Linked DNA regions of Homo sapiens: regions 2 and 3 are each linked to region 1. Evidence: chromatin contacts called from ENCODE Hi-C or POLR2A ChIA-PET data. All regions are on one chromosome and are shown on one strand. The core of a region is the stretch at or near the end of the contact, and the rest is flanking DNA. Distances in the headings are between cores, read along the strand shown.

Region 1 (4,246 bases), core at 64-2,563:
TTGGCTGTGCCAACTCCGCTGTCCTGAAAGAAGACAGCCACGGGTCTGGGCAACATAGTCATATGTTTGTGTTTCTGGGCTGGCTCTGAGGGAAGCCTAGAGGTCCCTGAAGCACTCATCCGGTCACGGATTTAGTCAACAAACCACTGGCATGGGCAGTGCCAGGCCCTGTTCTAGGAGCTGGGGACACAGCAGTCCCTCATGGACCCATGGGAGTCACCACACAGTGAAAGCGAAATGGTGGGAGCCCCACTTGTCCCGGGAGCCGCCAGTGGTTATGCGTGGCTGGGGTGTGGGGAGATGTGGCAGGCTGGGAAGTCACTATGGAGAATGTGCCAGCATTTGAAGGGGAGACAGAGGAAGCGGGAGCCGGGCAGGTTGCCCAGGCGGATCTGAAACGGGCTCTGAGCTGTCACTGGGGACCGCAGGTACAGAGGGACTGAACTGCCTGCTTCTCAAATCATTCCCGAAAGGCCTGGGGTCAAGAGGCCATAGGCATTGGAATCCCATGGGCCTGGGTTCAAAGCCACTTCCCCAACCTGTGTGACGCAGAGTACATGCTCTCTGAAACTCAGGTCCCTAATCTGTAAAACGGCAATGCAGGGAATCCCATCTTTTGCCAAGATTAGACACGAAAGACCATACATGAGATAAAAATCTCCACCACTCCAAAGCACCTCTGCCCACCTCAAGCAAGGTCCCACACGGAGGGGACCCCACTTCCTCCAGAGTGCAGTCCAGCGGTCTCCTCTGTGTGGAGACGCACACTGCCTCCCAGATCGAACAGCAGCAGAGGGAGGGGGCTGGCTGGGTTCTGGGCCTGTGCATGAAAACTGTGTATATAAACATCAGAAGCTGAATAAAAACTCCAGCTCTGGAGCCTGCAGTACAGGAGGCACGAGTAAATGTAAACAGGACGGCAGACCCTCACGCCCAACCTGGCTCTGGCACATTCAGACTGGGACGAGGGCACTGCTTCAGCTGCATGCACTCAGCCCCTCTCTGTCTCAGCTTCTCCCCTCTCTCCCTCTCTCCTCCATGCTGAACTTGCTAAGTTGGGTGCATGCAGATGCATGCCAGCCACAGCTCCCTCCCACCCCACCCAGCCGGGTTGGAAGCCTCGCAGCTGTCTCTGGACAGAGCCTGGCCACGGCCCAACGCTCTGCTCTGTCATAACAAAGGCGGCCGTCACCAGGCAGCCTCCCATCGTGCCCAGCAGTAAGGGCCTGTGGTGTTCTCACCCAGCATCCTATCCCTCCCTGGGACACTGCTGGGCCACAGCTGGAGTGCAAAGCTCTGAGCAGCCAAGGCTTGTGCAAGGCCATCTGCGAACCAGCAGCCACAGGAAGGAGCGCTCCTGTGATCCCTGGCCAGATTATCCAAACATCTCCTGGCCTTGGGGCTTAGCCCTAGGGGCAGGGGTAAGACTTGTCAGAAGACACCCACAGGGATCTGATGTCTGCAGGAAGCACCAGGAGGGGGACATGGAGGGAGGGCTGTCATCAAGGCAGCTTTCCTGGAAGGAGCAGGCAAAGGACAGGCATCTGGGCAGAAGGAGCTTACAGCCAGGTGCACACTCACAGTCCGGTGCACGCTCACAGTCAGGTGCATGCTTACAGTCCAGCACACACTCACAGCCAGGTGCACACCCACAGCCAGGAGCACACTCACAGCCAGGAGCACACTCCTTACAGCTAGGCACACACTCACAGTCAGGTGCACACCCACAGCCAGGTCACACTCACAGCCAGATGCACACTCACAGCCAGGAGCACACTCCTTATAGCCAGGTGCACTCACAGCTAGGCGCACACAGTCCAGCACACACTCACAGCCAGGCGCATTCACAGCCAGTTGCACACTCCTCACAGCCAAGCACACACTCACAGCCAGGTGAGGTTGTTTTAATGTGAGGGCAGTGAGTGGCTGCACAGGTGGACAGGGCCAGGCCTTCCTTGGGCTTTATCATGTATTTGTAAAACCTGAGTGATAAATGGGCTCCTTAAACAGGAAATGCATTCTTTCAGATTCTAAGTACTTGCTTCAATTCTCCCAAAACTCCCAAATCATGGCAGTACCAATGGCTATAAGAAATATCATGGGGGCCAGGCACAATGGCTCACACCTGTAATCCCAGCACTTTGGGAAGGGGACCACTTGAGGTCAGGAGTTCGAGACCAGCCTGGGCAACAAGTTGAAACCCTGTCTCTATAAAAAATACAAAAATAAGCCAGGTGTGATGGCAGGCACCTGTAGTCCCAGCTACTTGGGAGGGTGAGGTGGGAGGATTGCTTGAGCCCGGGTGGTCGAGGCTACAGTGGGCCACGATTGTGTCACCGCACTCCAGCCTGAGCAACTGAGCGATAACCTGTCTCAAGACAAAACAACAACAACAACAACAAAGAAATGCCATGGGGACATCCTTTGTCAGGTGTGTCACTGACAAGGGAGTTCAGGTCCTCATGTCCCACTTGGTTGGAACATCAGGCTGTGGGACACCTTATCTCAAAGCAAGGCCCTCAGGACAGGCTTACATCCTCAAAGACCAGCTGTGTCATTTGGGGTAAATGACTTGCCCTCTCTGACCTCCTCAGAGTCAGTTTGACAGGTGCTGGTGTAGACCCAAAGGGGGCCCAAAGGGGCTTACAGCCAGAGATGGAGCAGGGGGCAGTGGCTAATGACAAGCACCTGGAGGGACACTCTGGAGCCGCCATTCTGCCATCTCTGAGCCCCAGCGCTCGTGAACGTAAGAGCCAAAGCTCAGAGGGTGGGCCTGAGGATCAGCAGCTTCCCGGGGTGGCGAGGGACAATCACCTGTATCAGGGTGGGGGCCCACACCCCTGTAAGGGGGAAGGCTGCTGCCAGAGCACCACTCCACACAGTCCCCCTGGCCAAGGGGCAAACTCGTAACAGTCAAGGTCAACACAGCGAGTAAATTTGTTGCTGCCTCCCTCTTCCTCCCTCTCTATCCCCCTACTTACCTTCCCCATCCAACAGCCTTCACAGGGTCTTTTTCTCCTCCACCAGCTACGTGATGTGGGGTAAGTGACTTAGCTTCTCCGAACCTGGGTTCCACTGGTGCTTTAGCTGCTATACTGCCTCCCACTGCTACAAAGTCATCCCAACGGAATCCCCCCAAGATATGAACGTTTAGATCTCCAGAGCAGACGAATCAGAAAAACCTGGTTCTTTCTTTGTTAAATAAAGTTAATTCACCATAGAATTCCATTAATTAATGAACTGCCTTTATGCCCATAAAATATGAATAATTTTGGTCCATGCATGGTTTTACAGGAATACGGCAAATTACACAGTGACGTGGAATGGCAGGGCCACCAGGAATGTGAACCCTTTTGTGGGTGCAGAAAGGAAACCCCTCCCTTGGCCTGCATGGTACTGCGCCTTCGCCTAGGCCTATCGGAATCCCACACGGCTTCACTTCCGCACATGCCACAAGCTCCCAGGGAGTGGCTCCATCTGCCCAGAGACATCCCCGGGACTCCACCCTGAGGCCCAGCTCTCCTCTCCACAGCCCACAGCCGGGAGATCTTCCCATAAGAGAATCAGGGAAGGATTCCGATCCCTGCCTTCCAATGCTAGGCATTCCATAGATGTCCCCAGGCTACCCACTTCTGTGTGCTCCCCACATCCCACAGCAAAAATGCTATAAGAGGGCAGATCAGAAAGAATGTCACATCACTCTCTCATCCTCTCCCACTAGCAGCTCCAGCCCGAATGCTCTGTGGTGTTAAAGCACACTTCAGCGTGTACTGGGCGAGTGATGTCCCTCTCTGCCTCCTCCACACCTGCCCAGGGACTGGAACCTGCACCCAGAAATGTGGGTTTACTTAATGATGGGGGGGATTTCTCCCCCAGCCCCACACACAACTCCAGTCCCTTCCCCCCACTGTATGGCTAAATTTATAGATTTGGGATTGCTGTAAATTATAATGTAATTATATCACACCGGGGGCAGCTTCCCACGGCAGAAATTAAAAAGCAATTCAGGTAAATGATCTTTAGCTACAGTGGAGCGTCCCTGCAGAACTCATTAAGTCCGGGACCAAACGGCATACCAAAGACGGTGTGCGGCCGCTGCATGTCAAACACAGCCTCGCCTGGGAAACACACAGCCGGGTGGCGGGGGGTGCAGGGGGTGGGAGCAGGTTCCCTGTTGGGATGTCCTTCATCCACCTCTCACATCCACCTCTGTGCACACCTGTCCAGGTGTCTCCTCCAATGCCCC
Region 2 (4,343 bases), core at 1,251-3,750, 75 kb after region 1:
AAGATTAAAATCCGTAGAGAGGCCAGGCACAGTGGCTCACGCCTGTAATCCCAGCACTTTCAGAGGTCGACGCAGGTAGATCACCTGAAGTCACGAGTTTGAAACTAGCCTGGCCAACATGGCGAAACCCTGTCTCTACTGAAAATACAAAAATTAGCTGGGCGTGGTGGCGGACGCCTATAATCCCAGCTACTTGGGAGGCTGAGGCACGAGAATCCCTTGAACCAGGAGGCAGAAGTTGCAGTGAGCTGAGATCGTGCCACTGCACCCTCCAGACTGGGCAACAGAGCGAGACTCTGTCTCAAAAAAAAAAAAAAAAAAATACGTACAGAAAAAAAAAACACCCACCCTTATACCCCGAAGTTTTACACCCAGAAGTTCTAGGAATTTATCTACAAAGAGATATTCATGTATGTGAAATGACATAAGGTTATTCAATGCAACCTTGTTTATAGTGGCAAATGTTCATCAATAGCTACTAAATAACCGATGGTATAACCATACAGTGGTATCCCGCCCAGACACACAGAATGGGAAGCTGTTTATGTGCTCACAGGAAAAGGTGAGTGAAAAAGGCAAGTTCCAATACAGGCTGTAAAATATGCTTCCATTTGTGTACAAAAAAGTAAAAAAGATTATATATACTCATTTCCATGCCACTTACACAAAACTTATTTCAGGAAGGATACACAAAAAACTAGCATTCTTGAGAGGTTTTGGGTGGCTGGGCTACGGCAGTGGTACGAAAACTTTATAATGTATGTATAACCTTCATGCTTTCTGAACCTATTAACCATGTAGGTATATTACTATTCAATAAATAAGTATAAATAAAAATTAAAGATAGGGCCAGGTGCGGTGGCTCACGCCTGTAATCCCAGCACTTTAGGAGGCCGAGGTGGGCGGATCACGAGGTCAGGAGATTGAGACTATCCTGGCTAACATGGTGAAAGCCCATCTCTACTAAAAATACAAAAAGTTAGCCGAGCATCGTGGCAGATGCCTGTGGTCCAGCTACTCGGGAGGTTGAGGCAGGAGAATAGCTTGAACCAGGGAGGCAGAGTTTGTAGTGAGCCAAGATCACGCCACTGCACTCCAGCCTGGGCAACAGACAGAGACTCCGTCTCAAAAAAAAAAAAAAAAAAATTAAAGATAGGTGAGAAATAAAGTGAATGAAGATGATCTACACACATATACATACATGTACACACGTGGATAGAATGCCAAGACATATTGCTAAATGACCACAAAGAAAGCAAACTGCCAAACACTGCAGTAGTATGATCCCACTGGTGTAAAAATAAATGATAATAATAAAACACTGGTCTATATCAATAGAGAAATGGAGACACAGGCATACTCACTATCAGCCGTTCTCTCTAGTGGGGGTCGTGCTCACTCAACACTATACATTTCTGCAGGTTTAACCTTTTGTATCTTTATTACTTTTGCATCAGAAAGAAACTGGCTTCATGGGCTGCCTTCCCCTGGGTAGTTACATTTTTAATCACTTGCCCAGAAATATGAATAAAGAGCCTTAAACATGATCTCACCTTTGATCAAGAATTCTACCTCTGGAAATGTATTCAAAGAATGTGGTCAGAGACATATCTGTGGGAAAACATGCACACTAATACAGTGTGAAGATTGCAAAACAATATGTGTGCTATGATCCCATGAGTCCAGAAGGTATTCATAAACATAAACAGAAAAAGGCCCAGAAGGAACTCACCAAGATGCTAGGGCATTACCCACAGAGAACACCAACGTGGGCCTGGAGTCCAGAATGCCTTCTTTTCCTCTTTTCAAGAATTTTCTCATAATTATTTTATAAAGGATCTGCTTTTATTTAAAAGAGAAAGTTATGCACACTAATAATCTCAGAGTATTTATATATAAGCGTGTTTGGAGAATAATTACTTATGATAAAGAAAAATTGGCTTTTATGTCCAAAATAGAGTAATCATTTTGTCAGGGCTACGACAAATGCTTATCAAAAAGTATTAAGTAAAAAGTACGAGATGCAAAACTGTAAACCATACAATCTAAAATCTGTAAAGTTTGGGGGGAAGGGGAGAACGGTGGAAAGGATAAATATTCACAGGAAAAAAAGACTAGAATTAAACAGGCCCAAAAGATAAAATAGAAAAAAAAATCTAGAAGAACAAATGTTATTTTAGTATTTGGGCCATCATGATCCCTAAGTTGGGGTAAAGATGGGAAAAGGCCAATTTTGGGCAAGGGATCCTTCCGGGGCCCTTTCCAGCTGTCCTGTCCTTCAGAATTCACATTGAGTAGCTACAGGGGGCTGGCCCTGTGGGAGCCACACAGTCAGTACCCTCAGGAGGCCACGTGTACCTTTTCCAACCGGCAACAGTCTCCACAGCTGGAGCAGAGTTGGGGGCCACCATCCTGGCTTCCGGAGGGATCTGGCTGGAAGGCCCGCTTTGGAGAGGCCTCTGCAGAGCAAGGTAGAGGCAGGCGGTACCGGGGCATCCCCCTGGGGCCCAGTGCAGCCTCCAGCAGCATGAAGGTGGAAAGGTAAAATGCTGTACCAGGCACATCTTAGAAGTGCTCCCTGGTAAACATCGGACCCCTTTCCTGGCCACAGAAAAGAGCACAGAAGTATCCAAGTTCTGGGAAGGGCAGGCTCTGCTCCCTGCCAGGATGTCTTTTGTTGTTAAGGCCCAGCAAGATGGGAACTATGGTGTAAACCAGCAGCGCGTGCTAAATGAGAATGAGGACTTTGCCTAACGAGAGCCCAAATGAGTCAGTAGAGTGGTAGCTGCCAAATATATCGTGCCCACACAGACTGCCTTTTTAATAATAACAACCAAGATGTACTGTGTGCTTACTATGCGCCAGGTAATTGTCTCATACTAACTCTTTTACCTCTAACCCTTTGAGATGGGTCTTAGAGTTATCCTCATTTTACAGATGAGAAAATGGCAGGCCAGAGCTGGATTTGCAGTCTATCTCCAGTGCCTGCTCTGAGCCCCTTGCTCCACAGAATCTTCCCTGATGCACCTGTCCCTTCCCAATGGCCATGCCACAGCTGGACAGTCCCCCTCGGGGGAGCACTGGCTCTGGGGCCAAACTGATGCCCTGCTGGCTTATGCGGAAGTGCAGCACCCAAACTTGCCCCCAAAAGGGGGTGGTGAGCTAGCCTGGGAAAGAACTAGCCTCAGCCCTCCCTCAGAGAGCTGGGGACTCAGAAGGAATGAGTGTACCTCCTCCTGGAGTGGGAGGGGCTGAGGCTCACGACAGGGACACGAGGGGCCACCCAGGCAGAGGATGTCTCTGCTGAGACAAAGCCTGCGCCCTGCCCTCCCCTCAGAGGATGAGGCAGAGGCTCATGTCCCTGTGGATATCCTGGCGGATGAGAAACAGACCCCAGGGAGGAGAGGGAGCTGTGACGTTGATGTTCTATCTTTGGGACTTAGAGCAACTCCAATAAAACCACAAAGTCTCAGTGGCATCTGTAAAATGCTAGTGATAATACTGACTGCATCAGGCTGTCACCACTGCATGACACATGTCCTATACCTAGTGGTGGGGGCTGATGCGGCACTTGGTCTCCAAGGCCCCCCTCTTGAGATGATGCAACAGCATTTAAAGACATGTGCACTTCCCGAGGGACTACTAAGGTCAGGGGCTGCTGCCTTATTCAAGTACATCAGTGAGATGACTGTCAATGAGTCTAAAAACTCCAAATACAACCCTCTGTAATCACGAACAGAACAATTATGATCCCAGGCTCTGACTGTCATAGCTTACAGAGTCCTAGAAAAGATCTGTCCTGAGAAATGAACAAGTGGAGACCCAGAGAGGCACAATGGCCTGCCGCCTGAGGTCTCATGTTAACTCACAGGCAAAGCCAGCCTGGAACTCTGCTTATCTCACCAACTTTCCAATTCCTCATCCACCAAAACATCCTGCCTCCCACCTAAGATCTCTCCAAAGGGCATAAGAGTATTGTACAAAGAGATTATGTGTGGGGTCCAAATGAACTATACCACATGCTTAGATTTTTTTTTTAAAATACAGCTCTACTATATTAAAACTAATCACTAATTAATAATTGTGCTTGCTTTCTCAAACCAAGGAGGTCAATCTGGAGACTACCTGGTTAACTTATATTTTTTAAGAGAGATGTCAAAGAAAATGGGAAAATGCCATTTTCTTCCCTTGAAACATTTCCCAAAATTCATTTATAAACAAACACGTGTTAAGCACAAATAAACAGACAATGGCAAGGCAGTATTAATGAGTGTTATAAGCAAGGGAAATCCCAGAGACAAGTGAGAGCCTAGGGCTGTGGTAGGAAATACTTTACAGAGGAC
Region 3 (4,022 bases), core at 407-2,906, 89 kb before region 1:
TTGTACCTAAAGGCTTCCCAGAAGATACCAGAAACGACGACACCAGCTTCAAAGAAGAGGCTGGATGCTCCCTCCTTCAACCATCCAGGTCTGATCTAGGGATACGATGTAGTTCAGACACATTGTCCCACTAATATGGCCTTGACATACACAGGCTTTGGGCCCCATCAAGCCTGGCTCCACAGCTGTCTCTGGAATCCACGGCGGAGCTGCTCACCACCCAGGGCAGAGTTCTCCATCCACAGTTGGAAGTCACAACCACACACCCTGCTGCAGGTCAAGGCTTCCCCTACTCGCTCAATGTAAGAGGACGCTGCTCATGGGCTCTGGAGGCCACAGAGAACAAGAGGCATAATTCCTGCCCACAGGGAGTGCCCCGGGGCGCTGCTGTGTAAGCCACTGCCACAGCTGGAGAGCCTGACCCTGCGGGATTCAGCGAGGCCCACGCAGCACAAACTGCCCAAGTGGCCTCAAAGTCAGGAAAAGATTTCCATGAGGTCTGGAGCAGCCAGGAAGGCTCATTGGAAGAGGCCAGACCTGGCAGAGCCAGAAGGAAGGGGGAGGATGGCAGGCTCTTCAGGCTCAGGGCAGTGCGGACAGTGAGCCCAGGATGCCCAATTGTGCCCTGGCACTGAACCGAGTGAAGTGTAAGCCCCGGTGCAAAGCATGTGGCCTCTCCTATACATACAGGATGAGGAACATCTCTTGCTGGCGTCCTCGAGAGGAACACATGATGTAATACACATAGTAAGAGGTACATGATGAAGCACCCACTAAGCCCTGATATCGGGGTTTCTCAGGCTGTTGCTGGGCCCTGTTGCCAGAGCTCCTGCCTCAGTGAGCCTGGGCATGTCTAACAGGTTCCCAGTGATGCAGATGCTGCTGCTCCAGGGACCACCCCGGGAGGGAGACTCACAGGCCCTTTGGCATTTCCACACTTGCTGTGGCTCCATAGTTCCCAGTTGCACAGTAAGGAAGGGGAAATCATTTATCATGTCCATGCGCCTACTAGGCATTGTACTAACTGGAGAAACTCAACACAGAAGATCAGAGAGGCGGGAGTGGGGGAGACATTTGAATCCTGGTGACCATTTACCAGTGCTTCTGAGCAGCAGCTGCAAGGGGTCTGGGTGCCACTGGGAATGCAGGTTTGGAAGGCATCCAGGGGTCTGTGCTTTTCGATGGTACATGAATGAAAGTGCACACCAGGGCTGGGAGAGGCTGCCAGGGACTTTCTCCCCTTGCTAGGGAGCCTTGGTCTGTTCTGAGATCCTGACACTTTCAAAGGCCAGCCCTTCAGCCACGTGAGCCCAGGTGACCAGGTGTTCGTTCGCAAATGAGGACGAAGTCACTGGCCTAAGCATCAGAGGTAGGAAGCACCAAAAGAGCACGAATCATGGAAAACCTCCTTCCCCAGGGCCTTATGCAAATGGCACCATGATTTTCAATAATAAGCCACAGGACAGGAGAATTCCAGAGGCCCTCCTGATGCCCAGCCACCACCCCACAGGAAGCATTTAATAAGAATAATATCCTGAATGGCCACTCCACAACGTGCAACTAAAAAGTGCTTCTGTCTCACTTGGGGGAAAAACGTGGGGGGAGGAATTAAAATCAGACAGGAAATTCCAACACCACGAGCTGGCTGGTGTCCGGCTGGCTGAGGCCCAGGCCACTCACGCAATCAGGCCTGCCCTGCAGACACAGCCTAGCAGGACCCGTGGCCTCTGCTGGGTCCGCCCACGCACACTGCCCACCCCAGGCTGAGGTGTTACTTGACAAATTAGCTGCCGAAAGAGAGAGTGTGCTGGGCTGGGGCCAGCACAGCCACTCCACACCAGGCACAGAGTTCTGAGACTGGTCTCCTGGTGAGGGCAGGTAGGGATGCAGAGGGACCTGCACATTCCAGGGTGAGGAGTGTGCTCCAGCCAACGCCACGGGAGAGGCCAGCCCCGTGCCATTTGGGTCTGGCCGCTCGGGAGCCAGGCAGTCATGGGATCTGTTCCCTGCAACAGTGGCCTTGAAGTGACAGGAGACAGGCCACAAGAGGCGGCATAGTGTCCTGTTGGACAGAGCTGAGGCTGCCGCCAGTGCCACAGCCAAGTCTGGCTTGATTGCTGACTCACCGAACCTTCCTGTGCCTCGGTGTCCTTATCTGTAAAATGAGGATAGGGACAGGACCCATGTCAGAGGGAGACTGTGAAGTGGAGAAGAGCTAGTGCAGGGCCAGGCACGCAGTAGGGCCCCGAAGGGTGCCGGTGTGGCCATCCCTACAGACCCCTCTGCTGGGCTCCTGCCCCTTTAGCAAGGGGTGGGAGACTGGGGTGAGCTCCAGAGGGACACCTGGGAGATCCCCGCCATCACAAGGAATGGGAGGGGCTGCCTGTCTGTCTGGGTAGACATGTAGAGTCCCACATTAGAGAATTTTAGGGCTGGAAGAAACAATAGGGCTGGTCAAGCTTGCTTAAGGTTGAAAACTCTGTCTTGGTCACAGAAGGTTTCTAAAAAAGTAGTGTGCAGCCTCCCCACTGCAAAATGCAATAGATTTGAAGCCCAGAGGACCATGGCTCCCAGGGACCCTGGCACCTTGCAGAATCCAATGCAGAAAGCAGGAATCCAGCCCAGGAGCTGGAGGAGACGGTGCCCAGGCCCTAGTGCTCCTTCCACCTGTCACAGGCCAGGGCTAGGCCAGGTGGCCTGGGATGGATTCAGGCTTTCCCCTAAAATCTTGCTGCCCCTTGACATACTCATTTGACAGTATACACTGGCGACCCCGTCAGCTGGCAGGGACCTTGTCGGCTAGCTATTGCAATGCTGACTGGTCCCCGGCAAGAAGCCCACTTGTCGCAGGTGATTCTCCCTTTCAGGAGGATGACCATGCCATTCCTCTGTCTGGTCCCCACGGGTCGTGAAGGTGTCACTTGCCATTCTGTGTACTTAACTAGCATCCAGCCCCTTCCCTGCAGAGCCCAACAAGAGGTTTCTTGATCTGGCTTATAGGTCCTGCCTTGCGTCCTGCCGAGAGCATCAAGTCCCAGCTTTGCACTCTGCCATAGCTCTTGAGACGACAGTAAGGCCACCACATTTGGTCTCCACCAGGCCCTGGTGATGGTTTCCCAGGCTGAGCCAAGGCACCTCTTTATTCCAGGCTGCATTCTGAGGCAGGGCCTGCCACAGACAATCAATGACCTTTAAAACCGGGCAGCGGAATCAGCCACCTGGACAAGCAAACGAGCACTGGGGCTGGACTTACTGTCTTTCTGCAATCAACAGGGGAATGACAAAATGCTCTCCATTCTTTCATCCAAGCAGGTCCCGTAAGGGCCACTTTCTGGGAGCCTCTTGTCAGTCCCAATAATTATGTTACTCAAAGGGATCCTTTACAATTCTCTCTACCTTGGACTAGAATCTTCCCTAGGTGTCCACTCATCCAATGCAGCCCTGGCCAACAGAAATACAATGTGGGCCACATATGTTATTGTAAATTTTCTAGGAGCCACATTTAAAAAAAACTAAAAAGAAACAGGTGATTATTTTAATAACACAATTTAATTGAACCAGTACGTCAAAAATACTATCACTTCAACATGGAACCAGTAAAAAAATTGTTAATGAGATGTGTTACATGCTTTTATTCCTACTACGTCTTCAAAACCTGGTACCTATCTTGCACTCACAGCACATCTCAATTAGGATAGCCACATTGCAAGCACTCAGCCACACACAGCTCGCGGCTACCCTACTGAACAGCTCAGGCCTAACTCGTTATCATTATTGACTTTCCACTGCTTCAGAATTCTAGTCTAGCTTAGTAAAAGTCCCATCAATACACAAAATATGGTGATGAGAATTCTCCCCAAACCTCAGTCCTTCCTCACCTTTGAATCTTAGCTTCCTACAGACTTCTATTTGGTCGCTTACATTTACTGATGAAAACACAGTTATTTTTCTTCCCTCCTTTCCTCCCTCCCTTCCATTCATTTAACTCACAAACGTTCCCAGAATCGTAGGAGGGTTACTTG

The links. Hi-C counts contacts between places; a loop is a spot of excess contacts on that map. ChIA-PET counts read pairs that join two places held with the same protein, here RNA polymerase II (POLR2A). Pooled maps may share reads with other maps.
Region 2: a loop to region 1 is called in a map of ovary, with 2.1 times the contacts of the local background. The contact joins two enhancer-like sites. A Hi-C loop is called at or near these places in 1 of 168 maps with a recorded cell type or tissue (ovary), 1 of 37 single-sample maps with no recorded cell type and 1 of 50 pooled maps. POLR2A ChIA-PET finds 5 or more read pairs at or near these places in 4 of 52 experiments (AG04450, H1, OCI-LY7 and 1 more).
Region 3: a map of heart right ventricle shows a loop between it and region 1 (3-fold over the local background). The contact joins two enhancer-like sites. A Hi-C loop is called at or near these places in 4 of 168 maps with a recorded cell type or tissue (Right ventricle myocardium inferior, cardiac septum, heart right ventricle and 1 more) and 3 of 50 pooled maps. POLR2A ChIA-PET finds 5 or more read pairs at or near these places in 2 of 52 experiments (AG04450 and BJ).

Annotation. Positions count from the first base shown.
Region 1 is chr2:120,822,983-120,827,228 of GRCh38, reverse strand. The region is part of intron 2 of GLI2 (GLI family zinc finger 2); the gene reads right to left. Among named protein-coding and RNA genes, the nearest start is that of GLI2, 89 kb to the right of the region's middle. RefSeq lists enhancers at 1,500-2,307, 2,308-3,115, 3,116-3,923 and a silencer at 3,416-3,627. Within about 2 kb of position 1,313, at least 3 of the 41 ENCODE cell types and tissues checked have a DNase peak (open chromatin) inside an H3K27ac peak, as active enhancers do.
Region 2 is chr2:120,749,073-120,753,415 of GRCh38, reverse strand. The region is part of intron 1 of GLI2 (GLI family zinc finger 2); the gene reads right to left. Among named protein-coding and RNA genes, the nearest start is that of GLI2, 15 kb to the right of the region's middle. RefSeq lists an enhancer at 1-138. Within about 2 kb of position 2,500, at least 4 of the 41 ENCODE cell types and tissues checked have a DNase peak (open chromatin) inside an H3K27ac peak, as active enhancers do.
Region 3 is chr2:120,912,952-120,916,973 of GRCh38, reverse strand. The region is part of intron 2 of GLI2 (GLI family zinc finger 2); the gene reads right to left. Among named protein-coding and RNA genes, the nearest start is that of GLI2, 180 kb to the right of the region's middle. RefSeq lists enhancers at 884-1,657, 1,658-2,431. Within about 2 kb of position 1,656, at least 16 of the 41 ENCODE cell types and tissues checked have a DNase peak (open chromatin) inside an H3K27ac peak, as active enhancers do.